Linked DNA regions of Homo sapiens: region 1 is linked to region 2. A link is a loop called in an ENCODE intact Hi-C map of the cell type or tissue named here. Cell type or tissue: PC-3. All regions are shown on one strand. Links, peaks and the distances in the headings refer to the core of each region. The heading gives the core; the rest is flanking DNA.

Region 1 (2,917 bases), core at 146-2,645, 120 kb after region 2:
TCATTTGTCTGCTAACAGTGGACTGGATAACCTAGAAAATGACTAAGCATTTATCCCTCTTATGTGTAAAGATTGCCCTTTTTAGGAAAGGATGCATGGATGTGTAAATATAGGTACAGTTTTTAAAGGGGAAGGGGAAGTTCTAGAGATTTTCCAGGGAACTAGGATTGTACAACACCCCTTTAAGAAGTTTAGTGGGCAATAGCCTTCTGCATTTTTATGAACAAAGGTGTCATTCATTAGCCTTGACTGGTACCCACTGGTTTGGATAGATTCAGGTCCATGTTATTAGCATGGTACCATCTGTGTGTGGAGTGTACTGCACTGTGCCAGAGCCTGGAGCACAAAAGAGTCTTGGTTATGCTCTTTCATGCTAATTTCCTGTAAGAGAGGCTACTAGATAGAGCCACTTTGTGCTCTTTTCTTTTCATTGCTAGTGAGGGTTAGGAATCCTACTTGCATTTAAAATTTTTTCAAATTTTGAAAATTCTAAGGAACTAATAAGTTTTACCTATTAAACCAGGAAAAAATAACTTATAGTGAGGAGATTAATGTTAGAATGGATATATAGAAATAAATATATCTTGCAGATAATGCTGAAAATTGATATAGTTTAGAGACTGAAAACTCAAATGTTTATAGGGGCCATGGTCATTTTGAGGTGGCACCAATGCTGCTTGCTTTGTGAGATTCTTGCTTTAGAACATTTTTTCCAGCTACTGTTGCTGTGGTCCTAGTGGTCTGGTTCCTGAATGAGAAGACATTGCTTTGTCTGCTCATAGCTAAAACCATCTCTTGCCTAAATGGTCTACCTAAATCCACTCTAGCCCCCTTGCAAGCCCTTCCTCCTTCAGTAGTCTCAGTCATCTTTTGGAAATGTAAATCTGCTCACATCACCCTTTAGTTCAAAAGCCTTTTGTGACCTCCATTTGCCTTTAGGATGCACACCAACACCTTCAACATGTGGCCTTCCAGGGTCTGGCCCCTGCAATTCTCACCAGCTTCTCTTCCATTGCTCCCGGCTTCCTGTGCTCAGGCCTTCTTGGCCTTCCTTCAGTTCTTAGCTGACCTGGCATCCTCCTCCAATGGTGTATTGTCCTCTCTGGAAGGTTCTGCCCTCTCTCTTTTTCCCATTCCTCTTCTTTTAGGCCAATCCTCACTCTACAGCTCTGCCCAATTGCCCCACCATATGAGCTTGTAACATTGCATACCTCTTCTACTTAGCATTGGTACTGTTTAATGATTACGTATCTTTCTGTGATTCTTTGATGAAGGACTGTCTTCTACACAAGCTGATAAGCTCCATATGGTGGGCTGTATCATTTTTTTCTGGCAGGGGTGCCCACCATTCTCAGTATGTAACATATCCTGCAGGTTCTTATTAAATATTTATTGACTGACCACAATTTCTTCTGGCTTCCGTTCTGGAATTTGATGGCTGTGACTCATGTAAGTCATAACCTCATCTATGACTTCCTTACTGGTCAGCCTTCCTCTATTTAAAGGTTCTACCTTTATCTGAGCTTTTTTGCTTTTATGGGAAAGCGTCTCGACTTAGTCTTTTGGTGGCCATATGCACCATTCTTTTTATTCCTCTGTGAAAACCCCAGCCCTATTCTAAGGCCTTCTTGTTCTCTGAAATCCTCGCTGCTCTGACCATCTCTGGGTTCTCCTCAGTGGTCCATTCATGAGCCCCTCCTCAGCACAACTCCAGGCTAAGAGCATGTGATTCATATGTGTCGGTAACGGCAGCGATAAAAGAGACTGATTTTTCCATGATGGTGTCGGTAATCAAGGGTCCTGTGTGAAGTTCTTTAGTGTCTCTTAAACAAGAACTAAATTCATTTGTCTCATTGCTGCAATTTGCCATCTGTTCTGCTACAACGAAGGAATTGCATTCATGAGAAATCTTACATTACCAAAAATCATGACATCAAAACAATTGTTTGACTAGAAAAAATAATTAGGGATTGGATAATATCAGACTCATAATAACAATGTTATTTTTCTTATAGAATTTTTTCTAGTAAAAGTTTTTCTTAAAAATAGCTATGAAGGTATTAGCAAAATTTTTCAGTGAAAATAATCTAGTTTTGGACTATATATAGCATTTGCTCTGGAATAGTAGTCTTTGTTTTTCTTTACGGCCTACACTATCATTAGCAGAGAACCTTTTACACCATCCTATTTCCATTGTCACCATAATGAAACACCAAGTCTACCAGACAAACCCACTGTTACAGACAACAGCTTCTCTCATGCTAAGGGGCTAGTTACAGATCTAGTATAATGTATTCCTAATACTAATTAAATTCCCTAATTTTATCCAAATTGCTCCAAAAAGAAAAAACCCAAAACAAAACTAAACCCTGTATTTTTCTCAGATCTAGGCAGTCTACATCAAACAATAACACCTGTGTATGAATGTTTTCCTGAATCAGGTGATGCAGGCCCAGTGTGTCAAAACAGAAACTGAATTCTACCGCCGTAGTCGCAGCGAGATAGTGGATCAGCAAGGGCACACGATGGGGGCACTTTATTGGCAGTTGAATGACATCTGGCAAGCTCCTTCCTGGGCTTCTCTTGGTAAGCATTTCAGCGTTCTTTGTGCGAGTGAGAGAAAGCAACACTGTGGGGAGAGGGACTGAGAAAGCACAGTGCTGGAGGGGTCAGATTAGCCCAGGCAGAACTATGACCAAAAGAGTCATTCTTTAAAAAGCCTGCCTAGGAACTACAGCCACCCAACTCACCTTAGTAGCCTTTCCATGAGCCTTAGGGTCAACCTAATTATGGGTTCTGTGCTGTGCAAAGTTGCAACAGCAGGCTAAGCATGGGATAGATTCCTATACAAAAGTCTCAGCCATGTGTCTTGTTATTACGCATAGAATTTTGAATTTATTTAAGAGGGCATTCCAGG
Region 2 (2,917 bases), core at 240-2,739:
AAGAAACAACGTTTGGTTACAACAGATACTTAATGAAAATGAATTTGCTCATAGTATGAAATAACTTCCTCATAGGAACAATTTGAAGAGATTTCTTAACTCTCTTCATAAATTCTTAGCAAAACCTTGAGGTTTCAATCAGGTGGCCATGGGTCTCAAATGGCAGTGGAATGAGAAATGGGAAGGCTTTTGGGGCTTAGGAAACACAAGGCCTGTTGAAAATAATCATCAGGCTGGGCACAGTGGCTCATGCCTATAATCCCAGCACTTGGGAGGCAGAGGTAGGTGGAGTTTAGACCAGTCTGGGCAACTGGCGAGACCCTGTCTCTACAAAAAATTAAAAAATTAACTGGGCGTGGTGGCGTACACCTGTGGTCCTAGCTACGAGGGAGGCTGAGGTGGGAGGATCGTTTGAGCCCAGGAGGTTGAGGCTGCAGTGAGCCGTGATCTGTACTCCAACCTGGGCAACAGAGTGACACCCTCTCTCAAAAAAAAAAAAAAAAGAAAAAAAGTAAAGAAGCAATCATCAACATCAGATCAGTATCGTTATTCAGTAATGTGAGACTGTTGTCCGACCTGCTTTATTATAACATCCCTTTTTGGTGTTGACTTGAGGAAATATTCTACCGTTTATAGTAGACACTGGGCCAAATATTGTGTTTGTGTAAGAACTTGAAACATATCTTGGTGATATCATTCATTTATTTATCTATTCACCTAGTTAATTATCTCATATTTATTTTGTACCTCTAATGTGGCAGGCACTATTCTAAGTACTTGAAATCGAGTGGTAAAGAAAACAAAGTCCTTTCCCTAATGGACATTCTAATGGAGGAGATAGACATATATACCAAATTAATAAATAATGTAAGGCAGGTGGCACACTGAAGAAAAATTGAGCAGGTTAAAGGAAGAGACAGTGAAGGCTGGTTGGAAAGCATTGCTATTTTTTAAAAAGTGGTTCAAGATAGGTATTTTGATAAGGTGACTTCTAAACAAAAAGACCTGTTTGAAAAGGTCACTTTTAAGGAGAAGTGCATTTCCAGCAAAGAGGAAAAACACAGGAGTGGGGAGGATAGAGGCCCTGAGGCAGGCACGAGCTTGACAAGTTTCAGGAATAGTCAGCAGGCCAGTGTGGCTGGAGACCTGGGAACCAGAGGGTAGGAGAGGAGTTCAAAGTCTAGGGCACATCATGAAAGGCTGTGAGCCATAGGAAACACTTTGGCTTTTATTCTACATGTGATGGGAAGTTATTGGAGGCTTTGAGCTTAGAGTAGCATGATTAGATTTGCCTTTTTAAAGGTCACTCTGTTGTGTGAAGGCTACAGTGCAGGAGAGTGGAAGCCTGGAGACCAACCAGGGGACTATTGCTGGTCTATGTATGGGCAAGAGATGACTTCTGGCTTGGACAAGCATGGTGGCAGTGAAATGGTGAGAATGGTTGTGAGAACACGTTTTACATGTAGAAACAAGAGGATTTCTTCAGTTGGATTTGTTAATGGATTGGGAGACAGAAGGGGGAGGTGCAGGAAAATACCAGGATTTTTTTTATCTGAGCTGGTTAAATGAAATTTGTATTTAGTGAGAGATTCTGTGGCTAGTCTTGGCTATTTCCTAGGTGATTCTCTGGGTTTTCTGTACAGAATCTAAACCTTTGGTTTCTTAGAGAGTCTTTTGGGTTCTCTGTGAAAAGTTATTCCTTCAGCCTGCTATTTTTTTTTTTTTGAGACGGAGTTTCGCTCTTGTTGCCCAGGCTGGAATGCAATGGTACTATCTCGGCTCACCGCAACCTCTGCCTCCTGGGTTCAAGAGATTCTCCTGCCTCAGTCTCCCAGGTAGCTGGGATTACAGGCATGTGCCACCATGCCTGGCTAATTTTGTACTTTTAGTAGAGACAAGCTTTCTCCATGTTGGTCAGGCTGGTCTTGAACTCCCAACCTCAGGCCATCCACCTGCCTCGGCCTTCCAAAGTGCTGGAATTACAGGCATGAGCCACCGTGCCTGGCCCTCAGCCTGCTATTATGCCACACAGTGTAATAGGCATTAGGAATAAAAAAAGAAATTGAGAGTGAGACTATAGTTCCTATTTTGTGGGAGGCCACTTTAGTGAGGCAGAAAACTAAATAATTTCCATATGTTATGTTAAGTGCATACATAAAGGGACCCTTGTTAGGAATGTTCTCAGCTTTTCTGTGGAATTTCTCACTGGTGTAAGTTTTGAAGCAACTGCTTCTTTTTTTTTTTTTTTTTTTTTTTTAGATAGTCTCTGTATGCCAACATTAAAATATATAGATAAGTAAGAAGAAGGTTGGAAACATCACTCCCAGAGATAACCACTATTTTTTTTGACAGCTGTTCATGTGACTAATGCCCCCAACAGTTTTATATATTTATTTATTTTTATTTTTTATTTTTTCCCTTTTTTTGTTATACTTTAAGTTCTAGGGTACATGTGCACAACGTGCAGGTTTGTTACATATGTATACATGTGCCATGTTGGTGTGCTGCACCCGTTGACCCGTTAACCTCATTTACATTAGGTATATCTCCTAATGCTATCCCTCCCCCAGCCCCCAACCTCATGACAGGTCCCAGTGTGTGATGTTCCCCATCCTGTGCCCAAGTGTTCTCATTGTTCAATTCCCACTATGAATGAGAGCATGTGGTGTTTGGTTTTCTGTCCTTGTGATAGTTTGCTCAGAATGATGGTTTGCAGCTTCATCCATGTCCCTACAAAGGACATGAACTCATCCTTTTTTATGGCTGCAAGGTATTCCATGGTGTATATGTGCCACATTTTCTTAATCCAGTCTATCATTGTTGGACATTTGGGTTGGTTACAAGTCTTTGCTATTGTGAATAGTGCTGCAGTAAACATACATGTGCATGTGTCTTTATAGTAGCATGATTTATAATA

Evidence for each region. Peaks named below come from ENCODE experiments on the same cell type or tissue, not always from the same donor. Only the 100,000 strongest peaks of a DNase experiment are listed, where the experiment ranks them.
Region 1: it touches region 2 in a loop (2.8-fold over the local background); 6 of 110 quality-filtered maps call a loop at or near these places.

The regions. Positions count from the first base shown.
Region 1 is chr4:102,639,382-102,642,298 of GRCh38, reverse strand. It overlaps MANBA (mannosidase beta), which reads left to right. Exons shown (of 17, transcript NM_005908.4): 14 at 2,442-2,586. Among named protein-coding and RNA genes, the nearest start is that of MANBA, 120 kb to the left of the region's middle. In PC-3, for the core only: no CTCF peak of the experiment used is centred there; a DNase peak (open chromatin) is centred at 1,428; H3K27ac peaks cover 1,217 bases.
Region 2 is chr4:102,756,138-102,759,054 of GRCh38, reverse strand. All of the region lies in intron 1 of MANBA (mannosidase beta), which reads left to right. Among named protein-coding and RNA genes, the nearest start is that of MANBA, 3.4 kb to the left of the region's middle. In PC-3, for the core only: no CTCF peak of the experiment used is centred there; no DNase peak of the experiment used is centred there.